Regions from separate parts of the Mus musculus genome. Here regions 1, 2, 3, 5, 6 and 7 are each linked to region 4. A link is a loop called in an ENCODE intact Hi-C map of the cell type or tissue named here. Cell type or tissue: heart. All regions are shown on one strand.

Region 1 (4,000 bases), 370 kb before region 4:
AAAATTTATTCCCGGTGCTGATGTATTTTGGATGGGTCTGAAACAACATTCAGCAATTTTCACCTAGAAAATACTCTCCATACTATATTACCCTCAGGAATGTAGAGCCAAAAGCAATCTGAGATGGTGGCTATGGCTGAGCACATCAAATGTACTAACCCATTTTGTCTTGGGTTTGGCATGGGTAAGATGTTGGCTGTAGCTGTCACCAGAGCAATATTTTGACTTTATGGTTGTTTGGGAACTTGAGCCTTGCAGTTTAACATGTTTGGATTGGAAAACACAGGCTTTGCTTACTCCTAACTCCAGGGAAGCTGCTGCAGATGAGCAATAGTGACTTGGCATTTTCAGACATTTTACCGATAACTAACATTCTGATCTCCATCACCTTTCCTTTAAAAATCGACCCACTAAGCCTGGTGCATGTGGCGCATGCCCGTAACCCCAGTGCCCAGGAGAGAGAAACAGAAGAAGCATTGTTAGGAGCCATCCTTGGCTACAAGATGAGTTTGAGACTAGTCTGGGCTGTACAGGAGCTAGTCTGAAAATAAAATGTGCAACTATTTTCAGAAAGTTATATAACCATGTTCTAAATCAGTAAACTGATAATAATAGCTTCATATGAATAAACCTGTGGGAATAATAATGGTAATAAGACATATGACCTTTAGAGTAGAGGCTGCCATTTAATAAATGCTCCAATACATGTATAGAATTTTATAAAAAATATTGCCATACATGAGCACATGAGTGGGCAAATGTAATCGAGGCAGGGGAGGGTAGCATCCACCTTCCATGTGCATATGTGGAGGTCAGAGTACAGCTCAGGTCCTCTCTTTCCACTCAGCCAGTCAGACTCAGTAAATAGCACTCTTACCTGCTAAGTCATTTCGCCAGCCTTAACTATATCTAAATTTATTTTAGATTTTGTTGCATGTACATAATTTTAAACTAAGCATTGTTATGGTTTAAAGATCCAGCTGCGAAGACGGCTCAACTGGTCAAGTACTTGTCTTTCTAGTACAACCTAAACTCAGCCTTCAGAACCATCTATAAAGTCAGGTTAAATCTTAATCCCAGAAAGGAGGTGACAAAGAAGAGGATGCCTGGAGCACACTGGCCTGCTGGTCAAGCCTACTTGGTGAGTTCCAGCCAATGAGAGACTGTCTCAAAAAGAAAAGCTACATGAAGAATGACTTCAGAAGATGACCTTTAACCTCTACATGTATGTATACACATGTACACATGCAGCTGCGGAAAAACACACACACTTAATTAATTAAGATGCAACAAATCACAACGAATGGCTAGAACCTTTGTAGCCTACTGCCTTTAGAACCACAAAGTGTATATATACCCTTAGCATAAAATGGTCTGATCAAACATATTTAGAAGGAAACCCCTGTTAAGGATATAGCTCAGTAATGTGGTGTTTGCTTAGCCTGCACAAAGCTGTGAGTTCAATCCCCATGGCTGCAAAAAGAAGGCCCCCATCCAGTAAATGATGCCGGAATCCAGTGCTTGGCTAATCAAGGTTATGTGTGTGTCACAATGAACATTCCTTAGGAGCTACGAAAGAGCCAGAGTTCCTTAGGTACATAAAAGTGTCCTTGCAAACACAATGGGCTCAGTAAAACAATAAGCAGGAGGCTAGGAAACATCTTCTAAGGAAGGCATGTCCTTTTTCCTCAGGTCTCCATGCCACCAGTGTTAGCTGACCTCAGAGTTAATAACAGCCCTGCTGTTTCCGTGTCGCTCTTCTTAGAGGCGTGTCTGTCAGGGAGGGAAAGCATTCTCTTGCTGCCAAAGATAGCTGTTTTTCTTGGGTCAGACCAAGTGCCTTTTTGCTGAGCTTCAGAATTCAGAGTGATTAATTTACTGAAAGTTCTAGAGGGTCAATTATGTGGGATCCCCTATACTTGGAGAGGTGGAGGTGAAGATTGCTTTTGGAGAAAGACAATTGCCTCGCTATCTATACTGCTTTGCAGAACAGCCGGAATCAAGACAAACAAAAGATGCTGGTGAGAGAAAGGTAGTTTCACTCTTGATTTATTGAGATTATCATGACCTTCAAAGAGTCAGTAGGCTTGGATAAATAAGGATGTAGTATTTTTAAACTTCAGAATATGGGTTTTTTTTTTTTTCCTTTCCACTTGAAAGCCAAAAGTTGAAGGCTGAGTGTTTGCTAGAGCTCTGGTTCTCCCACTTATGAAACATGATTGGGACGTATTTCTCTGTCTACTCTAGCTTCAGCAGGATATGATAAGATTCCTTCCTACGAGGTTTGTGGCAGGATTTAGAAACAAACAGGTGCACATTGAGCATCCATACCTTTCTCAGGGATGCTTCTGTTGCTGTTAACCTACTGACAGGAGCCGGACGAATACTGTGCAGAAAGCGTGTGAGGTTATCATCTAGTTTACAATGCACACCAAGCTGCAGAGAGTCTATGGATGGATAGTACGCTCTCCTCTAGATTGTCAACGTGCCTGCTCTTTCCTATTTTAAGCTACGAGTCAAGGCTAAACTCAGCAGGATGGCAGTTTGAAATCAATTGGTTTTGATCTTAGCTCTTAGTCTTTTGCTAAGTACTTGGATATTATCTGTTGGCACAATACATGTTCATTGTTCTGTGATTTCCATGAGGGAACCAGTAAACCAGGCTTTTCTCCCATTTAGCATGGTTTGTCTACAAATGTGATCCTAAACAAAGCTATCTACATCTCTCTTTGCATCGCACTCTTATTTTCTAACTTGTATTGTTACCTGCTTTTCTTTCAACTGCAGTAAAAGTGTGATAGAATGAAGTTACAAGAAGCAAATTCAGTGAACTTTGTGTGTGTGTGTGTGGTAAGAATATGATGTTGACCAAACAAACAAGGCACAATGCATGCTTGTCTTAGTTGGGGTTTCCATTGCTGTAAATAGACACCATGAGCAAGGTCACTCTCATAAAGGCAAATATTAGGGGTTATGGGACTGTTCGGATGGCTTATCTGATCCTGATTTAACTTTGGTATTTGGTGTCTGTCTAGAAAACTGTCCATTTTATCCAGATTTTCCAGTTATGTTGAGTATAGGCTTTTGTAGTGGAATTTGGTGATTTTTTGAATTTCCTCAGTTTCTGTTGTTATATCTGTCTTTTCATTACTAATTTTGTTAATTTGGATACTGTCTCTGTGCCCTCTGGTTAGTCTGGCTAAGGGTTTATCTATTTTGTTGATTTTCTCAAAGAACCAGCTCCTGGTTTGGTTGATTCTTTGTACAGTTCTTTTTGTTTCTACTAGGTTGATTTCAGACCTGAGTTAGATTATTTCCTGCTGTTTACTCCTCTTGGGTATATTTGTTTCTTTTGCTCTAGAGCAGGTATGCTGTCAAGCTGCTAGTGTATGCTCTTTCCAGTTTCTTTTTGGAGGCACTCAGAGCTATGAGTTTTCCTCTTAGCACTGCTTTCATTGGGAAAAGATCTTTACCAATCCTACATCCAATAGATGTACAATATTCAATATGTACAAAGAACTGAAGAAGTTAGACTCCAGAGTCAAACCCTAATAAAAAATGGGGAACAGAGCTAAACAGAGAATTCACAACTGAAGAAACTTGAAGGGCTGAGAAGTACTTGAAGAAATGTTCAGCATCCTTAGTCATTAGAGAAATGCAAATCAAAACAACCCTGAGATTCCAGCTCACACCAGTCAGAATGGCTAAGACCAAAAACTCAGGTGACAACAAATGCTGGTGAGGATGTGAAAAAAGAGGAACACTCCTCCATTGTTGGTGGGATTGCAAGCTGGTACACCACTCTGGAAATCAGTCTGGGAGTTTCTCAGAAAATTGGACATAGTACTATCTGAGGACACAGCTATACCACTGCTGGGCATATAACCAAAAGATTCTCCAACATATAACAAGGACACATGCTCCACTATGTTCATAGCAGCCTTATATATAATAGCCAGAAGCTGGTAAGAACCCAGATGTCCTTCAACAGAGGAATGGA
Region 2 (4,000 bases), 330 kb before region 4:
TGCCTTTTGCCTTCCTTTATCCACCTCCTTTCCCCTCATTTTTCTTCTCCCATTCGCAAGCCCATAGAGAATACCCTTCATGAACCCGCAACTAGATCTTAATTTCTTACTTAAGAGAATAATTGGGTATTCCTTGATAACTATAATGTTTAAAAAGCACTGGTAGTAAAGGCAATTGCTTCCTAAGGACAGTTATTTTTGGTGGCACTAGGAATCAAATCCAGGACCTGGCCTATGCTAAACTAGTGTTCTACATGGAGCTACATCCCCAGTCCCTCCCCTGCAGCTATTTTTGTTGAGAAGCTCTATAACATTTCGCAAGACATAGCCAAAGTTTGGGTGGCTAGCTTAAAATACACCAAAATTTTCCAAATTGTTGCTGCTACTATAAATCCAAAGTGCAGCTGAGATTTCAAGGCTGACCTTACTGTTCTAAAAAATGCAGAAGGGGAGTAGGAGCCTGTTTCTGTGGAGGGTTTTGAATTATCCTCATCATCTAATATTCATGCTATAAAAACTCTACAAAAAATGCTATTTCCTAAATAAATGTCAAGAGTCTAGATGGCATTCAGTGAATGATTCTAAGAAGAGTGCAAACAGTGTTTCCTTAATTAAAAGCAAGCAAAAAAAGATGGCTAATTAAATGTCATCATGTGAAAGGGAATGAGTGGGAGAAAGAGAGAGCTCCAGGGGAGACCATGTCAGAGAATGCCTCCGACTCTCACGCGAGCCCGCACGGACGACTGGGAGATACCTGCCCCAACTGCTGTAAAGCCAGGTCCAGCAATGCTAGAATATTACCAAAAACTGAGCTCCCAGGGGGAAAGGCCTAAAGTACGCATCCATCCATCCATCCATTCATTTCGACCTCCCTCGGTATTTCCCTAGTGAGATAAGATCTCACTCCGTAGGCCAGGTTGGCCTGGAATTCATGATGTTCCTACGTCCAATTGCTGAATTATAGGTATGTGCCACCATGCTCAGTCTTAGCGTCTTCTGGAAACCAAAATAGTGAACGGGAATCTATGCTGTTATTATTCAAAAACCAGCAAACTGCTGGGCCACTGTGTCTTCCGTGCTGAGGAATTGCTAAGCACACTACTGGACACTATTTCACCAGGTAAAGTTGTGTAGAGCGCCAATACATCATTTTATTTATTTATTTATTTATTACCAGACATTGGTATGACTGCTCTCATCCCTATTTTGAATCAGAACAGTTATTTCACATGAAGTAATGGGTGGGCAGGCAGTACCCCACCAATTTAGCATTCCAAAGCTTCCAAGTGTTAGCCTGAGCCTAGCTTGTTAGGGCTGCCTTGGCCCAGACCCTAACAGCTCCAATAGTAGGATACAATTCGCCTTCCTGGCCTAAATTGGCTTTGAACCACAGGACTGGAACACTGCCTGCCCACCACAGGTACACTGCCTGCTGGCGATTCACTTTGTCATGACTCTGCACGCTCTGTGCCTCGTTCTGTACCATCACTCCTCAGGATATTTCTCCCCAGGTTGAAAACACACACCCTACTTCCAGCATCTGCTTCAAGTTTCCTGGATGGCCCGGTAATGTGTTTGTTTAACTCACTTAGCGTTGGACTATAGATTTTGCCAGTGGCCCTTGGCACACCGGCCTCAGGATGTTTGTTTTTCTAAGTTCTGCCTTATCTTACTTCCTCTGGAAAAGCCTCACTTTTCACAGCTTGGCTGAAGCTTGAGCCAGCAACTCTCCTGAGCCCTGCCTAGAGCGTTTGCCTGAGTGGGAGGCTAAATGATCTGCAGTTTGGAAATCATGAGCACTTTGCCATGTAGTGTTTCATCCGAAGGCGAGATGAACAGCCTGAGAGTGTGGCTGAGACGCTGAGACTGCATGAGCAGCAGGCTTCGTTTCTGTCCGCTCCATTTTTTCTCACCAGTGCCTGGAAGTTAGCTGAAGTTTAGAAAGTCTCATACATGGGATGCACTTGGATTGCTTGTTAAAATTCAAGTTCCCAGCTCAATATCCTCTGAGAGTCCAACTTAAAACAGCTGGAAGGGCCTGGGCCAATTATTAATTAATTCATAATTGTTTCACTACTTTTGGGCCGTGTTTTTAATTGAAATATCCCTCTACTGGTCATCGTGACGAAATATTTTCTAGATCGTGATGGGAGAAACCTTCGTGAAGCACTGGGAATCTGCCATTTGAGCATCTCCTATCTTGTTCTGAATCCAATGTTAGCTCACTGATCACCCGAGTAAGTGATCCGAACCCTTTGTCTTCAAGTACGGACAGAAGTTAAGGTTGCGTAAAGGTCTGGTGGATTTGGCACACCATGTCAACGAAGAGTAGTTCTAATTTTTATATTGTTTTCCCAAAAGCATCACAGGGGAAATGAAGACAGTTTTAAATGTGCAGAGAGCAGGCCTAGAAACCAAGGCCACATGCACAGAGGCTGAAGTCTGAACAACAGAGTGAAACTGCCTTTCTCTGTCTGCCATTTCTGGTGATCTATAGAGCGTGCCTCTTCTTGGCTTGGGAGTGTCTTGAGCTTCTTTTAGCAGTCTCTGCTTCTTCATGGACGGGAGCTTCTAAACGCCTAGGTTAGCATGGCCAATTCTCTCCATATGCTCCTCAAACCTCCTTGCTGATTTCTAACTTGATGTCTGTCTTCCTGCTAGAGGCTAAATTCCGATAAGGGGTGGGATCTAGTTGCCCGCTCCTGTCCTTATTCCCGGGCTTTGGAAGAGGAGCCTCGCATATAACCTTTGTGGATACAAGTTAGGACGTACTTTTTAGAAAGTCATTAGTGCTGTCCAGCTTGGGGAGAGAAAGCCTACACACCTCAGCCTGCCTGCCACAGGACGCTCATTCAAATGGACAGTGTGAATGTCCTTCCAGTGAACTTATTTATTTCTAATATTTTTTTCCAGCCAGCCAAAAAGTTTTCTGCAACATCTGAAGGCAATATCAGGCCATTTTATTAAAGAAGGGCAAAACCCATAATGAATGTAAAGAGTTAGACAAATCACACACGAAAACCCCAGATAACAACATCAATTTTTGTTAGTTTTCCATGAACCAGCTGAAGGGGCGATCTAAATGATGCATTGCTGCAGCCCATCGGGCCTCTCATGGATGGCAAGAAAAATTAGTGGGGTACAGACCACATTATTCTATTTACCAATCCTTGAAGCTTTTTTGTGTCTCAAGTCTTTCCCGTTCCTCACATGGAAACATCTTACATCAGTGTTAACATCTCACAGAGAAAAGGTGATTCACCGGGTGATTAAATTAGCACCATGTTATACCTGTGCTGAAGTCTTGGAGAAACAACAACATTCATGCATCATTTCCAATCTAGAAAGGCTGAGCTGAAATTTTTCTCTGTTGTCTTTCTGTTTCGGGTTCTAACCCCAAACGGAAAGCCACTTTTATATCCTGTAACACATGTTTCTTGTGAGGAAAGAAACCTTCCAAGTGCAAGTAGGCTCAGGAAACAAATGCAGAGCTCTGTTTCTGTTGGCATGGAGTCACTGAATTCCTCTCTTCTGGCTGAAGTTTCCGTTTCTGTGCTATAGAAGGATACCTGGGACAAGAGTGAGAGAGGCTCAGCAGTGCTTTACCCTGTGCCTTTAATCAGCTTAGTCCTCACTACAGTTTAATCAACAGGAGCGTCCCTTAGACAGAACAGTTATTCTTCATTTTGCATACAGAAAATCAGCTCAGTACCATAGACTCCCAGGTCCATATCAATCAGCATGTGAAAGTGCACATAAATACATCTCCAGTCTTTATTTTGCAAAGTCGTGGAGATGCCACGTTTAAGGTTTTTTTTTTTTTTACAGATTTCTGTGCATTTCTTTGAACCCATTTATTTTCTTTCATCTGGTAAAGAAAATATACAGAACAGGAAGGAACATTTTATTCCCTGGCCGAATGCTAACAGCTGCAACTCCAGACTGCCCCAGAGTTCTGTAAGGTCATTTTACAGGGGCAGGGAATTCAGCCAGTTTGATG
Region 3 (4,000 bases), 290 kb before region 4:
TTAGGTGTGCCGATCTATAAGGAGAATGCAAAGAGACAGAGAAAGCACGTTTACACACCCGTATCAAGTGTTCTACCTTTTCATCTGCTAATTCCCTCCATGCACAGCTATTTGCACACTGGGTGATATCACCCAACAGCTGTCTTGGACTGGAAACTGAAATGCCTGTAGATTTCCAGTCTTTTGTCTTACCTACCCAACAATTTGTCTCCTTTCCAAAACACTAAATTAATAAGGGAATGTTTGGCTCCCTTTGCTGAGAACTGAATCCTATAGCTTTAAAGAAAGCATTTCACAACTTCCCTAATGTTTTAGTGTAATTGTCTAATTTAGTCTGTAATTGTCAAATTTAATTCCAGATTTGCTTTCAAGAATCATTAACTGTGATGTCTTACGGGTATGAGCTTTACTACTTAGTGAAAAAGAAAAATAGATTTTTATAAAAGTTTGTTTTCTAATCTGCAGTTTGGAGGACGTGTGTGTGTGTGTGTGTGTGTGTGTGTGTGTGTGTGTGTGTGTATGTGTGGGAGGGTGTGTACATGTGTATGTATGCGTGAGTGAGTGTATGTGTGTATGTATGGGTGGGTATATATGTGTGTGTATGAAGGTGTGTGGGAGTGTGTATGTGTGTATGTTGGTGTATGTGTGTGTTGGTGTATGTGTGTGTGTGTTGGTGTATGTGTGTGTGTATTGATGTATGTGTGTGTATGTGTGTGTGTTGGTGTATGTGTGTGTATGTTGATGTATGTGTGTGTATGTGTGTTGGTGTATGTGTGTGTGTGTGTGTTGGTGTATGTTTGTGTGTGTTGGTGTATGTGTGTAGGGAGGTGTAGTGGGAGGGATGATACTTTATTTGCCCACTGTACCCAGGTTGACCTATATGAGAACCTTTATGTCTGGTATATTATAGGCTTGTAGATCCCTTGGGTACAATGAACAAAGCTTCCTGTGTCCCATTTTGTACAATAATTAATCAGTTTAATTACTTATTACCCTTAATGAGTATCATTATTATCCATTCTTACTAATTGACATAATATTACACACATACATACAATTGCTTTCTCAGTGAAATATAGATTTCTGAGGCTCTTTCTCTTCCTCCTGATCTACTCTTTCATCTTGCTCTCTGTCATTACAATATCCATCCTCTGCTCTATTTTGGTCATTGCTTTCATTCTCTTTATACTTCAAAACGTTTGTTTATGTGAGAGTGAGACCGTTGCCACTGAACGCTTCTCCAGACTGCCACTGGATTACCTAGGGACATGCAAACATTAGTTGCAGCTCAATACATTCCTACAAACCTTATCTGTTTAACCAACACCTAGACTGAGGGAAAGAATCCAGAAATTAGAGAGCACTTGACCTAATCATAACAAACAAAATAGGAGCTCACATTCTGCTGTCTCCCTACTCCCCCTTTAGCCATTTACTTTTACAGATTTAAAAAAAAAAAAAAAGCTAATGAAAAGTTCAGAAGGAACAATCCAAGCTAAGGGAAATTCAACAACAGAACTGGTCCTGAGGATCAATTGAAGAGAACTTGGGCCTATGATCTGAGACCCTATCAGAATTTGTGCCTGTCTATTCTCAGTTGCTAAAGGAGCCTTCCTGTGAAATTGATCAGTCCCTCACAGGGGACCAAGATCTCCCAAGCAGTCAGGATTGCACCCCTACATCAGGCTTCCTTGCAGGAAGCTGTCATACTTTCTACAAAGCCATTTCTTAGGGTTTAAATGAAGTTAAAACAGCATGTCTCTACAGGGACTTAAAGTCTTGCTTTCCCTTGGGGTCCTTGCCTTGAAAATGTCAGTGAAGCTCAAAAATAACAAGGGAAAGGCTCCCTGGCTAAAGACCAATCTCTAGTACAATGATTACATCATGAGCTACATCATAGAAATGTTTTCCTGGTTCTTATATAGAAGCTGACATACAGGACTGTACTTGTCTTCCGCTCGTGTTGAGATCGTGTGCAGATTTCAAACTTTCCTGTTCTGAATGGGTACAAGCTGTGATATTGCCATTCAAGGACTTCCAGTAGCGGCAAAAGGAAAATTACGAACCAACTCCCCTCAGAGAGGAAGTGCCTATTCAAACAGCCGCTGTTGGCTGTGAGCACAGGCCGCGGTTACCTCCTTCCTACCAGGAATGGCCCAGTGTCCAGCACTGTTGCTTCTCCAATCACAGGCTGTTAAGATTGGCATGTCAAGAGGATGCTTGGCAAGTGCAGCGTTTGGCAGAGCCTCATTTATCCCATAAGTACTCTGGGAAAGAATTAGCTACAGGCATTTTCCCCAAAGACAGAATTGTGCATGTGCATTGATTCTGTTTAATTTATAACAAATACCTCTAAAGGGGGTGGTGGAACACATATAGCTTGGAAATCTTCTACACAATCTATTGACAAATGTCTCCAGGATTCCCCTTTGTTTTTCCTCACCGCTGGAATGGAATGTGAACAGGCAAGAGGTAGTACACACACTACAGACAGGACAGGCCTTCGCTATGTCCCTCTCTCATTTACGTCTAAGATTAAAGAAAAACTGAGCAGAATTACCATTTGGTTCATATTTTTATTGCCTCCTAAAAGCCTCACTTTATAAGCGCTGGTGTCTGCTCTTTGCCCGGGTCACATTTGGGATGGAATAACTGGAGATTCCCAGAAAGCCCCTCCCTGATTGCTGTTCCTTTCACCTTTCCCACAGTCCTTGTTCTTGAGGTCAAGACTAGACACTCTTGATTGTGGCAATGGGGCTGTATTCCTGCCAAGAGCTCTGCCTAGATGTCACTTGAGAAATACTGGACAGATGAATTCTTCTCATCACTCCTGACTCCAAAGTAGGCTGTCCCTTCCGTGGAAATACTGATGACGTTTCAATGTGGCCCTTACAGGAATCTCCTTTCAAACCACAAGTAACCGTCATGAGGATGGTGCATTATTTTTCTAGTTGGTGTGATAAGATACCCGAGAAACAGCTTAAAGGGAGGATGGCATTATTTTGGCTTACAGTTTGAGGATGCAGCAAGATCACGTGGTGTGGAAGGTATCGTGGCAGGAGCCTGAGGCATCCTCAGCCAGGAAGAAGAGAGTAATGGATGCTGCTTCGCACTCATGTTCCCTTTTCATATGGTTGGGTCTCCCCACACTCTAACCTAATCTAGAAGCTTCCTAATAGGCATGCCCAGAAGTCGATCTCCTCTGATTCCAGATCCTGTCAAATTGGCATTATTGACTGTCACAGATGGCATTTAAGTTATTGCTATAGCATCATTACTTTAACCTTCCTGCAGTTTACCTTCCCATTTGTAGGCCTTATCTAAAGCCTGGCACTGGGCACTGGACCAAGTGGACAGCTTTTAAGAGGGTACTCATAGTCCCTTCCCTACAGAGCCCCATTTGCTAGGACACAGACACTATGCTGGCAGATATCTAAGTATGATAAGTGTAGAATCTTACCAAGAAAGGTTCCAAAGGACTGGGAACCCGGGTCATCTCATCAGATACTTTCCGGTGCACTTCTCCTAATGAGGATAGTACATACTGGCAGACACTGGAGCACAGTAAGGTCTCATTATTATGTCTCCCAGCTGTAGTAACAGGTCCTAAGGTGGCCACCTTCTAATGAGGCTCACATTATACCTTCGGGTAAACTTAAATCCAAATTAAGACAAGAATATAGAGGAAGGGGAACAGGCAGGCAGAGAGAGACAAGAATAGCGGAGAATCAACAATAGAGATGTGTGTGTGTGGGAGAGAGAGAGAGAGAGAGAGAGGGAGGGAGGGAGAGGGAGAGGGAGAGGGAGAGGGAGAGGGAGAGGGAGAGGGAGAGGGAGAGGGAGAGGGAGAGGGAGAGGGAGGGGAGAGAGGGAGAGGGAGGGGGAGAGGGAGAGAGGGAGAAAGGGAGAGGGAGAGGGAGAGGGAGAGGGAGGGGGAGAGAGGGAGAGGGAGAGGGAGAGGGAGAAAGGGAGAGAGAGAGAGAGGGAGAGGGAGGGGGAG
Region 4 (4,000 bases):
CTGCAGGACCTCAGCGACTCCTAAAGTCAAAAAGTTGGCGGCAGGGCGCCGGGGTTCCGCGCGCTCTCCAAGGCTGCTGCCTCGCGTCGCCGCCAGCCACCAAAGCCGGCAGGAGGGAGGGGGTGGGAGAAGCGGGGGGAGGGGTGAGGAGCACCATGCAGTTAGTATCCTGGGCCACACTGCTAACGCTCCTGGTGCCGGACCTGGTTGAGATGAGGAGCCCTGACTCCGCGGCGGCCGTGCGCAAGGACAGGCTGCACCCGAGGCAAGGTAACATGGCTCTGAACCCTGAAGCCCCCCCCCCACGCCCCCACACACTCCATCGCCACCTTCTTGAACACGCTCTGGGGCGGGCACCCCGCAGTAGAGGCCTCTCTCCTTTTCCTAGAAAGAATTACCTCTCCTTTCGGAACCTCTCCCTTCTCTGGGTCATCCTTAGTCAACTATTAGGGAAGGAAGCACTGCAAGAATTTTAGGGCCACCCCCACCCCCAGTCCTTTTTACCTGACTTTTTTTACCCTCCTTATCCCTTGACCCAAACCAGTCCTAATTAATAGCTTGGATCACCAGATAGCACACATTTTATTTTATTTAGGATATTTATCAGAATCTGTAATTATTTTATGTTTTTATATTTGTTCATTGTCTGACTTCAAATGCTGTAGTCTCGGCCCCTCACCTAGTTCTCGGCTGTTACTATTACAGTAGGCGCTCAACAAATATTTATCCAGTGGTGGAGCGTGAAGGAATTGACTCGAAGTGGCTGCGAAATAAATTAGGACAAAGCCCCCCATCTTCTTTTTAAATTAAAGCTTTCGGGGGAAATGACTGATTAGCTCACTTGCCTCTGTTTCTCCCTGCAGTGAAATTATTAGAGAGTCTGAGCGAATATGAGATCGCGTCTCCCATCCGAGTGAACCCCCTCGGGGAACCCTTTCCCACGAACGTGCACTTCAAAAGAAGGCGGCGAAGCATTAACTCTGCCTCTGACCCCTGGCCTGCCTTCGCCTCCTCTTCGTCTTCCTCTACCTCTTCCCAGGAGCACTACCGCCTCTCAGCCTTCGGCCAGCAGTTTCTATTTAATCTCACCGCCCATACCGGATTTATCGCTCCACTGTTCACTGTCACCCTCCTTGGAGAGCCAGGGGTAAACCAGACCAAGCTGTATTCCGAGGAGGAAATGGAACTTAGGCACTGTTTCTACAAAGGCCATGTCAATACCAAGTCCGAGCACACTGCGGTCATCAGCCTGTGCTCCGGAATGGTAAGTGGGCGCGTGCCCCTTCCCTCCTCCCCGCCTCCTCGTCTGCTTTTTTAAGACTTAATTGCACCCTAGTCTGAACCTACCGAGTCTATGCTCTGGCGTTAAATATCAACCCTGGCTTAGTTCTCGGGAATTGGGGGTCCACCAGCATAGTGTGTGCTCTTACACTCGAGAAGAGAAGAGTGTACACATCTGTCCCCCAGAGGGTCGTGTATCATTTGGAGCTGTCTTAGATCGGATGGATTGGGTTTGCTGTAAGCAGCCCAACTCTGCAGAGTAGGTTGCATGTCGGTTTACAAACTCAGAGAAAGTTGCTGGGTTGTGGTTTCTTGTAGCAAACTTGGCCGCTCTGGGGCTGTGCAGCTGAGCGCAGGGCGGACTCAACTCCTCATTGGCGCGTCCTGAGTCAGGGTTGTAAACTGACAATCCCTGGACACCCCTACTGGAGTGCTGGGATATCTCATGTTGTGGACGCGGCTATACTACAGTGTCCCCGCGTTCTTTCCTCTCGGAGCCTTTTATCACGTGCAAGGAATTTTGAAACTGAACCAGATTGACAGGGAAGCGGATCCTGTCCGGGGAAAGGAAGGGTGGGCCAAATACTCTGAGAGCCGAGAGTGAAGGCGGAGCCTGTCTCTAAGGCGGTGTTTAGGGTTGGAAGGTGGCGGCGGGGGAGGGGTGGTGCACTGCAGTCCGACTCTGCACCCTGCTGGCGTGGTGACTGGAGGCGCTAGAGTAATGGGAGAGAGCCTGGAGAGGTAGCCTTAAAAAGAACCCTATTCTAGAACCTGTGGCTGTTTCAAAATATAGGAATAGAAATGTATAGCTCATGTTTCTCTAAGAAGGTTGGGAGGACGGATACCACCCAGTGCTGTCAAGTAGGCATTTAGTACGAGATCCAAGTTGGTACCTCCACCTCTTCTTCCTGACCCCTTCATTACCCTCCATTACCCTCCATTGGGGCTAATAAGGTATCGGTCCCCAGCTCCTACGACAGTCGAGAGTCATGTACAATTCTGGACCCAACTAGGGTGGTCCTTCACTTTCCCAAGCGACGTGCGTTTCTACCACGCGCGTATGACGCAGAAACTTTCCCGCGGCTGGCTCTCCCAGCTCACTGCACCGCGCCTTACGCACAATTGGCTATTAAAAGTCTGTGCCCCTGGCGCATTTACCCTCTCCCCTTGACACACACACCCTCCTCCTCCTCTTTCTAAATGGGGGCTTGGGTACTCACTCGCATGCTCGGCTGCCACTTTTGCTGGCTGGTTCTTGCGTCTTAAATTCCAGGTCTGGAGGTTATATCCTTCTTCGACCTCCAAGAGCCTGCTCTTGGATCCCGGCAGGAGCTCCGCAATCCCGAAGACTGGGAGGAGGGAAGGTGGGGTGTGGGGAAGGGGTTGAACCCCTTTGCCCACCAGCTAAGTGCTGGGAATCCTGGCTCCCAAAGAGCTTCCTTGAGATTGATTGGGGGTAGGCGGAGACCGCGGTTTAGCAAGGGGAGGGGATGCTGCGTTGAGTCATCGCGGCCTCAAACCTGGGCCTGGACACAAGAATGGCTCCAGTCTTTGAGAGGTATCACCTAGGTAGACCTAGGCTGAAGTCTTGAGGCGGATCCCAAACAATCAGTGCACCCCACTATTTAAAGTTAGGGACCCCCAAGTCCTGGATCTTAGATACGGCTGCTTGTGTATTTCGTTGGTAAACAGTCTTTACTCCTCCTCTTTCCCCGCCTACACACCGGTGGAATCTGAGTAGCCCCAGCAGTTGTATAAATATTTTTCTGCGTAGGTCCTTAATTTCCATTGGTGGTTTTACATGGTAACACAGTGCACGTGGTCTTCTTGAGAACGGAAAACCGGGGCTCCTGAAAAGACTCTCTGGAGTATACTATCCCCAATAACACGGCATGTAACTTGCAGCATGTCTCTGAGGGGGGGGGGGTCGCTAAGGAAGGGGCTATATATATTTTTTAAATAAGCGAACCAGGTTTTTATGTCTTTAGCCACTAATCTAGCTCAGAGCTTCCTGCCTTCTTTGTCTCCTGGAATTATTTCCTCCCAAGACTCCTCTTTATCATTTCTGTAGCCTCTCTGTATAATGATGTTCCTCACTTTGCCCAGGAAGGCCTCCAGGAAATCTGCCCTCAACAGAGTGATCCGACTCTGTATGCCCCACACCCACACCGCCAACCCACCCCTCCCATTTGCAGTTTTCTGAATCCCATCTCACACATTGCTCGCCTCTGCTGAGGGAATGCCTGTGCCTCAGTTTTGTTTTGGGTTTTTGTTTTTTGTTTGTTTGTTTTTTGTTCTTCTTGTTCTTGTTCTTGTTCTTGTTCTCGTTCTCCTTCTTCTCCTTCTCCTTCCTTTCTTTAGGACAACGGTATGAGAAAGACCTCCATCTACCTGCTTCTCTCCCAGTTTATGTTTTCTTTCTCAACCCCTGCCACACACCAGTATCAGGTCAATAAGCAGGCTTCAAAGTCTCATTGCCACCCTTTGTTCACGTAGCTTCCACACCTCCTTATATCCTAGTGAACAATATCAAACACACAGCTGATAATCAGAGCCTAACATTACATCCTCTCACACATAGCCTATGCCCAATTTCATCTTAGTTCTCTCTTCTGAAATTCTGTATTTCAAGTAGTTGGCTTTATACTTTCTCTAAACTCTCTTAATTTCCAGTGATACATACATATATATATATATATATATATATATATATATATAT
Region 5 (4,000 bases), 72 kb after region 4:
TAATACTTTAGTGTCCAGTTGTTCATGAAGCCAGGTGTGGTGGTATATATCTTTATTCCTACTCTTGGGAGATCAGGAATTCAAGACCACCCTTGGCTGTGTGTACTATAGTGAACTTAAGGCTTAGCCTGAGACTCATGAGACCCTCTTCTAAAAAAATAAAAAGTAAAGGAGAGGAAACTTTTATAGCAAACCCTGACTAAACGTGTGTTTGAATAAATACTGAACATACAGCCTAACTGTTCCAACACTTCGTTAACACTTAGTAACCTTGGATAAAAAGACTGGAATGGAAAGAGTAAAGAATTGAAGAAAACATTCAATTATTTTACTTTGTCTTTTGTACTTTTTAGGCATTTTTTAATTTTTCCAAAGTGAGCCCAAATAATAATGATAATTATATTTGACATACTTTTCTTTTTGAGAATGTCATACATGAATACTGTACGTGCTAGACACTTTAGTTTCTCTGAGTCAGAATTATTGTTACCCCCATTTTATAGATGTGAATATTGAGGCACAGAGACACTGTGACTTGGTTATAGAGGTGTCAAGTTGGTCGGACTTTTAATTCTTCACACTGAACCTCTGTAATGGAAAATCCTGACTTCTGTTTGTTTCTCAGAGCATGGTACTCTGCTTTTCTGTGTTTGAATCTGGCCATAATACAAAGGGAATAAGAAAAAAGATTCTGGAAAAAGAAAAGAAGGAGATGGGGGAAAGAGTGGAAGGAATGGGGCAGGAGCAGCTAGTGGGAGCAAATATGGATGAGAAGCATAGTGATAAATACTCATGAGAATTTCATAATGAAAACGAGTAAGAACCCAGAAAGGGGGTTGAGGATGTGGCTCAGTTGGAGGAGCATTTACCTCACACGCACAAAGCCCTAGGTTGGAACCCCAACAGCGTGTAGCCCAGACTTAGTGGGCACCACTACAATGACAGGAGGTGGGAAGTAGAGGCGAGAGGATCAGAATCTTCAGTGACCCTCAACCTCATGGGGAACTGGAGGCCAGCCTGGGCTTCAGGAGGCTGTGCCAGGATAAAAAGAAAGAGGGAAAGGAGAACGAGAACAGGATGAAAGGAAGCGGAGAGCAGTGGGTGTTTGCTCATTGCTGTTCAGTAGTGGGGAGGGGCCAGAGGTGGGAAGAGGCCACCTGCTCTCATTCGAGAACAGCCCCCACGGGCTCCAGCACATTGATCACAAGCAACCCTGATGGCCTCTGCTTTTCATTCCAGTGCTTGGTCACCTGTGGGAAAGGGCATAAGCACCGCCAGGTCTGGTGTCAGTTTGGCGAAGATCGATTAAGCGATAGAATGTGTGACCCTGAGGCCAAGCCGGAGCCCATGCAGACGTGTCAGCAGCCAGAGTGTGCAGCTTGGCAGGCGGGTCCCTGGGGACAGGTATTTTGAATGATAAGATTCTTAACTGCATTCTTTCCCCCCTTATCTGGAGAGGGGCATTCCAGTGGTGGGGTTTTACTGCTGCAGCTGCCACCGCCGCCGCTGCCGCCCGTGATGTTGTGACTTGGCCTGCACTGTGCTTGAGCAGCTCCAGATCCAGCACATGGGACTCAGTGGCTTGCTGTCCTGCATCCCTTCCAGAGTTACCTTGCCCTGCTGGAGCTGATTACTCCAGTTACAACTCCATGTGCAGGTTTTCACCCTGTTTTAAACTGCACACAAGTATTTAAACAAATTCACAACAGACGTGGCATCTGGCAGATGTAATTCTCCCCGGGGTGAGCCTCTGTGGGTATGTGATTCTGCCTGCCAGTGGAATTGGACCAGAATGTCTGGGCTGTGCTTTGGGAGGGATATTTCGGGAGGAATCCAAGACTCACCTCTCATAAATAAGTGAGATTCTTCAAATGTAGTCAGATCAAAGGGGTCCAGCATCCTAATCATCGGGTTGAGAATCTTTTCCTAGTCTTCTTGTGTGTAATGGGTTCCACATCTACCATTTCAAAAAGAGAGAGTGCACGTCCCCTGGGCCCAGTTTGCTCTTGGAATCTAGTCTTTCCTAATATAGAAGCAGGAGAGTGCTGTGTACTATTTAAGCAGCACTCCGAGTTCCCAGTAGAAGTGGAACAGCTGTCTGCTGTCACTTATGCAATCTGTTGAAGAATGACTCCCTCTGCCCCCCCCACCCCCCCCCCCCCACCCTGACCAGCCATGGCCACTCCTGTTCCTTAGCCTCTGTCTCCATTTCTAAACTTGCATGCAATACACAGGCAGCTTTGTAACTATGTCTCGGCCTTCCTCATCCTTACTGATACTGTCTTTAAAATTTGTCTTACATTTTTTTAACACTTAGTGTATGGGGGGAGTGTTAGAGAGGAGAGAGAGAGAGAGAGAGAGAGAGAGAGAGAGAGAGCTAGAGAGCTGTCTGTCGGGTACATGTGGAGGCTAAAAGACAGCTTACAGAGCTGGTTCCTCCCTCCACCATCTGGGTCCTAAGGACTCAAGTTGAGTCTTTATTTTGGAAGCAAGCACCTTTACCCACTGAGCCATTTTCAGACCCCCATACTGACACTTTTCTGCTAGAATCTTCTGCTCCAGAGATACTCCAGTCCAGTGGCAAATCATGTCTAAAGAAAGAAAGTCCCTTTATCCTTTCAAACAGTGTTTCTTATTGGTCCAAATAGCTATAGCATTGCCTGAGTAATGAGAGGCTGTTCACATACCTTGGGCTCACTCTCAGGAAGTGACTGCATATCTACTACAACTCAGACCAATTTCTCATCCATCTCTTGCCCATCTCTCTTACAAGGAATCTGGCCTTTCTCTAACTGATCATGCACCTTAGGCAAACACTCATATCTAAGGTATTAGAAAGAATTTACAAAATATGTGTTAGCAAAGAGGAAAAAAAATCAAACATACTGCTGACAGAGCACAGAAAAAAAAAACCCCAAAAAACCAAAAACATTTTTAAGCTTTGCATTGGAATTGTATTCTGCCTGTATTTTTGATTGAATAGAAACACAGGACATAAAATTGACTATCTTAAACAAATAGGTATTATTCACTGTATTCATGTTTTATGACCTCCATCTACTTTCAAACCATTTCCAGCACCCCAAAAGAAACCCTATATGCATTCAGCAATTATTTGCCATCCCCCTCTTTGTTAGCCTCTGGCAACCTCCCAGTTTGTATTTGGGGTCTGTGGATTTGCATAAGCTGGACTTTTCATAAGCATGGGCAGTTGCGTGTAACACACATCCTCTGTGGCTGGCTTCATTCACGCTACACAAAGCTTCACTCATCTGCAGAGGAGCATGTCTGATACTGCTTGCTGTCAACTTCTGAATCCTACCCCACTGTGTGGATGAGTGCCTAAAGTAGATATTTGGGTTCTCCCCACACTTTGACAACTATGAATTTTCTTGGCGTAAATGAACAATCATTTATCTTAGTGCTCAATGACACTTATTTGGAATCTGTTACCCAGGGATATAATTGCTGGCTCCTATAGTAACTCTGTGTTTAGATTTTTAACTTCCAAGTGGCTTTCCCTGGAGGCTGTCCCATGTTCCATCCTTCTAGCAATATATAAGCAATATACAATTTCTTTCCTATCATTGTCAACAGTAACTATTTTCCGTTTGAAATTGTAGCCCTCCTACTGAGGGTAAAGTATTGTCTCACTATGGTTTCTGCTCCTATTTCCCTAATAGAAAAAGATGTCAACCAATTGGCCATGTGTTTGTCACCATTTGAATGTTTTCTTTGAAGAAATGTCTAGTCAAACTTCCTGTCCATTTAAAAAGCTTAGAATGGGGCCTCTCTGTGGCTCTGTAGGCAGAGTGCTCTTCTAGCATGGGCCAAGTCCTGAGTTCATTCCTAGGACTGGCCATGGCACATACACTAGGAATGCTGGCATATCCCTATCACTTCAGTAATCAGGAGATGGAGGCAGGAGGATCACAAGTTCAGAGTCAACCCTGATGACATAGACAGTGTGAGGGCAGCCTGAGCTACATGGAACTCTGTC
Region 6 (4,000 bases), 140 kb before region 4:
GCTCCAATGCCTTCCCAGTAGCAAGTCTTCCATATTTGGGTGTCAGTATCTAGAATTTCTTTGGGGAAGGCTGCCTCTCCATACTCCATTACTGTGGTTATCTTAGAGCTATGTCTATTCCAACTCCATGATTGGTCATGTGATAGAGGCCTGGCCAATGTGAACTTCATTGCAGGCTCAGTGATAGGCTGGTGATCCAGTTAACACTAAGCAGTATCTGTGGACTTCTGATGGATGTGCAATAGGATGTACAATAGTAGTCGTTAGGGTAGAGTCAACTAACCTAGAACCTTGGGGGCTCCCAGAGACTGAACCACTAGCCAAAGAGTGAGCATGGGCTGGACATAACTCCTGTCCCCCTAGAGATGCAGTTTGGTCTTCATGGGGGACACTCAACAAATGGAGTGGTAGCCGTTCCTGAATTTGCTGTCTGCCTGTGGATCCAGCTTGTCTGGCCTCAGCAATAAACAAGGATGTACCTAGTCCTACAGTGACTTGATGTGACAGTGGGGGGATACACAGGGGAACAACCCCTTCTCAAAGGAGGAGGAGGATATGGAAGGAGGGAGTGGGCAGAGGCTGATATTGGGATGTAAAGTGAAAAATAAGTCAGTCAGTCAGTAAGTAAGTAAGAAAATAAATAGTTGGGGCATGAAAGTTTGCTTTTTCACATGCTGTAGGCTGTACAATATAAACTCTGGAGCCACTACCTAGCTAAAGTTTTACAAAAGTGAAACAGATGCAGAGAGAATTGAAGTGAAAAGATTTGAAAAAGACCAAATCTCTTGCACTGGCCAGTGGTACCTCACTTCTTCAAGCCCATGAGCTAGCACATCTCAGTTTTCAGATACTTCCAAGAAAACATTTCTAACTCCAGGTACCCAGAAGAGTATCTGGCTACTGAAAATCCTTAGAAAGCATTCCTGTAGCTAACTGAATAGAATTATTTTGTACTTACCTGCCCACACGATAAGGTCCTAAAACCAAAGTCAAGTCCAAAGTTGTTTCTTCCCAGTTTCCAAGGTAGTACTTGACATGTGTCTATTGAGGACTCAGAACTCTATGTTCTCCTTCAGTGTATGACACAACTGCAGGGAGATACAGTGTGGTTAAAGAAATGCATGTGGCAGCCAGAGCCACGCCTGGTGTTTGCAAGGCATTGAAAACTGATGATAAACCTGCTGATGGTGTCCAAACCATCTGCTAAGCTTCCCCCATGGACAATTTGTTATGTGTGTGGGATAAAGATGGTTGAGAGACTAACTGCATAGGAATAATACAATTGGCATTCTCCCTTCTAGTGTCTTGTCACTCTTAAGTGAACATGTTTGTTCTTGGATTTCTCGTCCAATTAGAGTATATGACACTTCTTGGTTTATGTGGCCAGCCTACAATGAAATATTTGCTAGTCTTTACCCAATCCATAGCAAAAGACTAACAGAAGTTATGCATGTGGATTTCACAACCAATTGGAACAGGGAAGAGTGTCTGAAGTGAGCCAGGCCACTGTTTCCTAGATAAAGAACAGTGTTAACTTAGTCATTCCATGTGAATGGAATCCCCACATGTGGCCTTGGGAGATGTGGGTGGGCATCTCTCCTCATTATGTGAAATAAGCAGAGAAAACAGCAGATGAATATAGCAGAGCTGCATACCGTGGTCTCAGGCCTAGTCATCTCTTCCCGGGGCCAGTTCTAGTCTTGCCTGAGTGCTTACTGCTCTCTCCACACTATTACACAGCAGAATTCTTGTGTCTTTACACTAGGTAATGATTTTATGTTGATGTTGCCCAGGCTGATCTCAAACTGACTTGGACCACCCTGAATTAATCACCCAGGTTATTAGGACAATATGTACACACCTAGGTAGTTAGTTCTTCATCTAGGGATTGAGTAAACCCAAGGTAATGTCTGATTCCCTCCCCCTCCCACCTAGACAAAAACCTCATACATTAAGAAAGTCAAAACTTTCTTAAGATGGGAAATTACCCAGGTGAGAAAGTCAATGGCCATTTCCCAAACCACCAAAGACATTTCCCTCAGCACCAAGAAGAGGAAAATCAAGCTGCCCCATGCAGAGCTAGGATAACATGCATTGACTGCTCCATGGTTCACAGAGCTGCAGAACATGAATTCCTTCTCAGTCTTCAGCCTGCTGCTGAGCTGGGTGATTTATTCCTAAGTCCCATCCCATGACTTCATAACAGTGTTTACACCATAAAGACTGCCAAGTCGAGATAGCATGCTTGCACCATCCCTGACATGGAGATAAGCGTTCAGATGATCAATGAAGCCAGTGTCCTGTACAAGCACAGCAGGTGGTTTGACAATCCTGTGTCTTTATGGCCACAGAGGAGTCGGAATTCCCCAGCTTGGCTCAGGAAGAAGAAGCCGGCATGGTGACTGTGTCAAAACACATTGGTGGATTTTTCTTCTCCCGTTACTGTTGCTCATTGGCATTTGTGGAAGATAGCAGATTTCAGGTTATGAAATCTACATTTCCTGCCTGTTGTTTCAAAATTATGTGGTACAAGGGAGTATCATCCCCTCTAACACACAAATGAATTGGCATCACCATAAACAAACAAAACAGTCAAAAACCCAGCCTATCTTTGGTCCTTTGCAGCTGAGCAGATAAACCATATAAAACAATAGGAATTGTTTTGTTTTGGTTTTTTTTCTTTTTTTTTTTTTGGCCTTAAAAAAATGACCTTTCCCTTGCTTGAATTGTAAGATGATACACATATTATTCGATGTCCTTTTTTCAATGTCTAGATAAAGTTACGGATGTCACGTTAATGACATCTGCAGATGATACTAAATTGGGAAAGGTTCCTTTTATTCGTAAGGATAATGTTGTATAAAGGCTGCCAGATACAACAGCATCACTGAGAGAGAAGAACGAAATAAAGAAAGTTATATCCTAAAGGAAGAGAATAGGAACTAAGAAAAATGAAAATAAACCTGTGAGTAGAGAGAACTCAGACAGATGAGCCCTAAAAACTTCTCATATCTACATGGACACACAGTGGACAGCAATTAGAAGTTCGAGTACCCTGGGGAATGAGAACTGAGCTATTTTTAGTTCCACAAGCCCAGGCATTGTGTCTCAGAACAGATAGTCTTTTCTTCTGAAACTTTAATAAGGCCGCACCTGGCATGGGGCGTTCAGTTCTGGAACTGTACCAGAATGACATAAAAAACATTCTGAAATGGAAATTTTCAGGTTTTTTTTTTTTTCTTTTTGGTTCTTCTAAGAATGCAGCCATCTTTATTTTTTTCCCCAGCTATATCTAACAACGTATCAGCTACATTTGTTGATTGGCTTCTAACTGAGTATATCCAAAAGAAATGTGAATGCCTAGTAAGTAGATTGTCCCCAAATCATCATTTCCAAGCCCCAGGCTGGCCTGCTTCCCAAGTGCCTGTCGAAGCCTGCCCACTCCCCAGTGTTCCAGTCTCAATTACTGAACTCAATGACTCCTCTTATTCCAACTGCAGAGCATTCTGTGACTCCACTCTTTAAACAACACATCTTACTCACAGTCAATTGCTAATAGCTTTACCTGCAAATAGACCCAGGCTCTAACCACACATCATGCCCTCGGTTGCTACTCCACTGATGCAGATCACTTGAGCTGCCTTCTCAGAAGACCCTGCTGAGCCAATAAGACCCGAGATGGTCTGCTACCCCGTGTGTCACTGCTCACATTTTCTACTCCTGCCTTGCATTCTCTGTCACGCTCTGGCATTCTCCCTGTTCCTAAAACACCAAAGTCAATCTCTACTTGGGTTTTTGCCTTTGAGATTCCCTGTGCCGGGAATTGCCTTGTCCGGGTGGTCACATATCTTTCCTCCCTCAGATTTTGCTTCAACATTGCCTTTCTTTTTGGGGGATGGGGTGGGTGAATGTCACAGCCATGCTAGGATTCATGTCACATACCCCCTTTCCTCTTCTCAGCACATTATCTTTCCCAGTCATTCCTTCCTCTGCCTACAGT
Region 7 (4,000 bases), 370 kb before region 4:
TCCTCTTATTCTAAGCTGTCTCCCTGGTGATCTCAACTATCTTCTATGGCTTCCTATCACTTATAATCTTACTTGACTTTTATCTTGCCTTGATCTTGCCTCCTAATTCCTGGCCACAGAGCAATTACCCTTATACCATCTTTTGAATGCTTTTCATGTACCTGATGCTGAGATGATCCAAGTGTGAGCTCCTTCAGGTCTGACCCTCTTTCAGGTTCTCTTGGTGAATAGCAACATTAATTTCTTTACTTGCTTAAGAAGAAGCCAGGTAACTCCCATCCCCTTAACCCCATATTCATGACCAGCTCTTATAGAATTGATCCTCTAAGTCTCTCTGGAATTCATCCCTACCTTTATTGCTATCACCATAGTCCCAGTCACCATCTGATCTTTCCTGAAGAATGAAGGTCACCTCTGACTGTCTACTGCATCCATGCTCACCTCCCCACAGTTTTCTCTTCACTCTGCAAGGCACTATCTTCTATGATAATAGAAACTGGTCATATCACCCTCATCCTTATAATTCTTCAATTACTTTACACAGTGGTTCTTAAAAGAGTAGCTGTGGATTCCATCAGTATCACCCAGCAGTATTTTTTGAAATGAAAAATTTTATATCAGGGTCCTGTCAGCAAAATTCTGTTGGCATATGCAATAGTATCTGGGTTTGTTGGGGATGGATCCCCAGGTGGGGCAGTCTCTAAATGGTCCTTCCTTCTGTCTCAGCTCTGAACTTTGCCTCTGTAACTCCTTCCATGGGTATTTTGTTCCCTATTCTAAGAAGGAACGATGTATACACACTTTGGTCTTCCTTCTTTTTGAGTTTCATGTGTTTTGAAAATTGTATCTTGGGTATTCTGAGCTTCTGGGCTAATATCCACTTATCAGTGAGTGTATATCATATGTGTTCTTTTGTGATTGGGTTACCTCACTCAGGATGATATTTTTTAGTTCCATCTGTCTGCCTAAGAATTTCATAAATTCATTGTTTTTAATAGCTGAGTAGTACTCCATTGTGTAAATGTACCACATTTTCTATATCCATTCCTCTGTTGAGGGACATCTGGGTTCTTTCCAGCTTCTGGCTATTATAAATAAGGCTGCTATGAACATAGTGGAGCATGTGTCTTTATTAGCAGTTGGAACATCTTCTGGATATAAGCCCAGGAGTGGTATTGCTGGATCTTCCGGTAGTACTATGTCCAATTTTCTGAGGTGCCAAACTGCCTTCCAGAGTGGTTGTACCAGCTTGCAGTCCCACCAGCAATGAAGGAGTGTTCCTCTTTCTCCACATCCTCACCAGCACTTGTTGTCACCTGAATTTTTGATTTCAGCCATTCTGACTGGTGTGAGGTGGACTCTCAGGGTTGTTTTGATTTGCATTTCCATGATGATTAAGGATGTTGAGCATTTTTTTCAGATGCTTCTCAGCCATTTGGTATTCCTCAGTTGAGAATTCTTTCTTTAGCTCTGTACCCCATTTTTAATAGGGTTATTTGGTTTTCTGGAGTTCAGCTTCTTGAGTTCTTTGTATATATTGGATATTAGTTTCCTGTCGGATTTAGGATTGATAAAGATCTTTCCCCAATCTGTTGGTGGCCTTTTTGTCTTATTGACAGTGTCCTTTGCCTTACAGAAGCTTTGCAATTTTATGAGGTTCCATTTGTCGATTCTCGATCTTACATCACAAGCCATTGCTGTTCTGCTCAGGAATTTTTTCCCCTGTGCCCATATCTTCCAGGCTTTTCCCCACTTTCTCCTCTTATGCTTTATTATTCTTATTATGAGTGGATTGAGAGTCACATAGGAGATTAGCAAAGTGTACATGAGTGTAGGTGTATGTGTGTGTGTGTTTCTATTAGGTCTTTGACTTGATGTGTGGGCTGACTGATGAATTCATAACATGATGGTGTTATTAGGAGGTGGTGAAATATAGGTTAGTTCTAATTGGAGAAAGTAGGCAACTTAAGGGACTGTACATGGGGGTATACCTTCCCATATGCTACCTGTGTATCTTTCCTCTGCTTCCTGGCTGCTGTGACATGAGCAGATCTGCGCAGTTAGCTTCTATTATAAACCCCACAAGGGACTAAACCCTCTGAAACCATGAGCCCAAATCAATTACTCCTCCACTTAAATTGATTATATATCCAAACCATATCAGATTAGATACTTCTATGGTGTCTTGTCATTTCTTCAGCATCTGCTGCTAGGCAGCACATAGACATATATATGCTGGATGAATGAACCCACCAGTATGCAGATACTATGAGGGGAAACTAATATCTGAGTCCTTGTAGTCAGTTCCCAGTATTAGACTAGTTGAGATGATTTTTCAGGTGATTCATGGGCTAAGCCTAGCACAGAGCCAGGCACATGTGTCCTTTATAAACATGATCCCTGATTTTCATCTTTATTAAGATTCCATGGTTATTATCCCTAATTATTCTACTTTGCATAAATTCACATAATCAGAAAGGTTGAGTTGGAACCAATGCAACTTGTGGACAAGAGTATGCATTTTAAAAGTATAAGGCGAAAATATTTATGTAATTTACCCATTAAAAATTTCTAATGCACCTACTTCAGAAAATTAGTTTCAGTCTTGTCATTCTTTACTGCTGCCACTCACTCATTTATTCAGTAATTAGGGACACCTGGTCATACTGTGCTACGCTCTGAGCATACAAACCCTGGAGCATTCAAGCATGGGTCCTCTTGGAGTTGACAATCAAGTGGAGAACAAGATACTTACAGGTCCCTTGGGGCAGCACTTGTATGCTGGCAAATAACACAGAGAAGTATGAATGCTATGTCTGAGAAACAGAAAGCTCAAAGTAGAGCGGATGGTATTTTACCATCCCAAAGCTCACACTGGCAATCAGATTAAAAGCCAGCAGGGTTCAGCTCATACCAAGCCAACCAACTAGGGTATGTGGTGGTATGTGATAGAAACCAAACCGGTGAGGTTTGTCTTTCCGTTTAAACAAAATTAACCTCTGAGTGAGCTGATTCTGTGTTTTCCTATGAGTAGAGTTTTCATGCAAACCAGCTCACAAGAGGACAAAAGTGTAAGGTCAGCTAGGAACTAGTCTCACATTGCTAACCTATCACCTCCCCGACTCCCATACATGCATAGGAGCTGCGAATGATTTTTTAATTTTTTTTTTCTCTGCCTGATTTCTTTACCACTGTGAACACCTGGAGCCAAAGATCCTTTTCATAGCAGTTTCAAAGCAATCCTTTTTTCTTAGTTTGCTACATGTTATAATTTTTTAAAAATATCATCAAATATTCATCACTGTTTTGTAAAGGTGAAGTTGGGGGGATCCAGAGCTTTCCAAACCGGGGCTTACCTTACCAGGGGGATCCAGAAAGTCTTTCAGCAAGACTGCCTTGAAATCGGCTCAATTACTTTATTTCAAAGGACTACCCAGGTGCTGTTTGACCTTCAAACATATGGGCTGCTGAAGCAATCAAAGTCTCACCTGTTCCCATAATGCCCAGGGAACAGAATGGGGAGTGCTTTCATATTCTCTGAGTTTTGTGGAGGGATGATTAGATTTGGGCTCAATGGGTTATTTACTTTCGTCTTCTCCATAGTGGCAGGCTGCTGTTACCTTTTTTGAAGGCACATCCAGGTGTTAGTAACTACTAAAATAGAGAGACAGGGGAATACTTGGGACACAAGAGCAAGAACTTAAGCTCTGAGCCATAAAAGAACTGATTCAGGACATAAGAAGTCACAAGAAGACCTCAAGCTGTGTCTCAGGCTTAGGACATGAATTGGTAGCCGCAGGTAGCTGAGGTGCCACAGTGGCTTTTTCCTTTTTCAGGCAGTAGGGTGACTGCTGGTGTTTTAAGACTTGTGACCATGTTACGATCATTCACGCTTTTCTTGGGATTTTAAGTGAGGAGGCTTTTTAACCTAACAGCCCACAGCTTTTGTTCATTTATATGAGTATTTATTCATATTTATTTATAACTCTCTGTGTCCATG

What was found. A loop is a pair of places that touch in the nucleus more often than their neighbours do. Peaks named below come from ENCODE experiments on the same cell type or tissue, not always from the same donor. Only the 100,000 strongest peaks of a DNase experiment are listed, where the experiment ranks them.
Region 1: a loop joins it to region 4, with 2.1 times the contacts of the local background. A loop is called at or near these places in 4 of 42 quality-filtered maps.
Region 2: it touches region 4 in a loop (2.6-fold over the local background); 3 of 42 quality-filtered maps call a loop at or near these places.
Region 3: a loop joins it to region 4, with 5 times the contacts of the local background. A loop is called at or near these places in 3 of 42 quality-filtered maps.
Region 5: a loop joins it to region 4, with 4 times the contacts of the local background. A loop is called at or near these places in 6 of 42 quality-filtered maps.
Region 6: a loop joins it to region 4, with 4 times the contacts of the local background. A loop is called at or near these places in 6 of 42 quality-filtered maps.
Region 7: it touches region 4 in a loop (2.2-fold over the local background); 3 of 42 quality-filtered maps call a loop at or near these places.

What each region holds. Positions count from the first base shown.
Region 1 is chr6:93,312,514-93,316,513 of GRCm38, reverse strand. Gm46968 (a long non-coding RNA gene) reads left to right here and starts at 1,780. Exons shown (of 3, transcript XR_001785331.2): 1 at 1,780-2,032. In heart, no CTCF peak of the experiment used is centred here; a DNase peak (open chromatin) is centred at 1,643.
Region 2 is chr6:93,271,920-93,275,919 of GRCm38, reverse strand. No RefSeq gene overlaps it. Among named protein-coding and RNA genes, the nearest start is that of Gm46968, 41 kb to the left of the region's middle. In heart, no CTCF peak of the experiment used is centred here; a DNase peak (open chromatin) is centred at 1,589; H3K27ac peaks cover 1,665 bases.
Region 3 is chr6:93,230,918-93,234,917 of GRCm38, reverse strand. The region is part of intron 3 of Gm38863 (a long non-coding RNA gene); the gene reads right to left. Among named protein-coding and RNA genes, the nearest start is that of Gm38863, 39 kb to the right of the region's middle. In heart, no CTCF peak of the experiment used is centred here; a DNase peak (open chromatin) is centred at 2,087.
Region 4 is chr6:92,939,311-92,943,310 of GRCm38, reverse strand. It overlaps Adamts9 (a disintegrin-like and metallopeptidase (reprolysin type) with thrombospondin type 1 motif, 9), which reads left to right. Exons shown (of 40, transcript NM_175314.4): 1 at 1-270; 2 at 864-1,264. The coding sequence starts at 156. It overlaps 9530026P05Rik (RIKEN cDNA 9530026P05 gene), which reads right to left and starts at 2,729. Exons shown (of 3, transcript NR_015530.2): 1 at 2,502-2,729. In heart, CTCF peaks have their summits at 1,777 and 1,976; DNase peaks (open chromatin) are centred at 1,080, 1,860, 2,350 and 2,870; H3K4me3 peaks cover 3,606 bases; H3K27ac peaks cover 3,760 bases.
Region 5 is chr6:92,867,339-92,871,338 of GRCm38, reverse strand. It overlaps Adamts9 (a disintegrin-like and metallopeptidase (reprolysin type) with thrombospondin type 1 motif, 9), which reads left to right. Exons shown (of 40, transcript NM_175314.4): 22 at 1,240-1,404. Gm15737 (predicted gene 15737) reads right to left here and starts at 1,982. Exons shown (of 2, transcript NR_169058.1): 1 at 1,845-1,982. In heart, no CTCF peak of the experiment used is centred here; DNase peaks (open chromatin) are centred at 1,298, 1,468 and 2,018; H3K4me3 peaks cover 848 bases; H3K27ac peaks cover 2,162 bases.
Region 6 is chr6:93,074,328-93,078,327 of GRCm38, reverse strand. All of the region lies in intron 1 of 9530026P05Rik (RIKEN cDNA 9530026P05 gene), which reads right to left. Among named protein-coding and RNA genes, the nearest start is that of Gm38863, 120 kb to the left of the region's middle. In heart, no CTCF peak of the experiment used is centred here; a DNase peak (open chromatin) is centred at 2,277.
Region 7 is chr6:93,305,888-93,309,887 of GRCm38, reverse strand. The region is part of intron 1 of Gm46968 (a long non-coding RNA gene); the gene reads left to right. Among named protein-coding and RNA genes, the nearest start is that of Gm46968, 6.8 kb to the left of the region's middle. In heart, no CTCF peak of the experiment used is centred here; no DNase peak of the experiment used is centred here.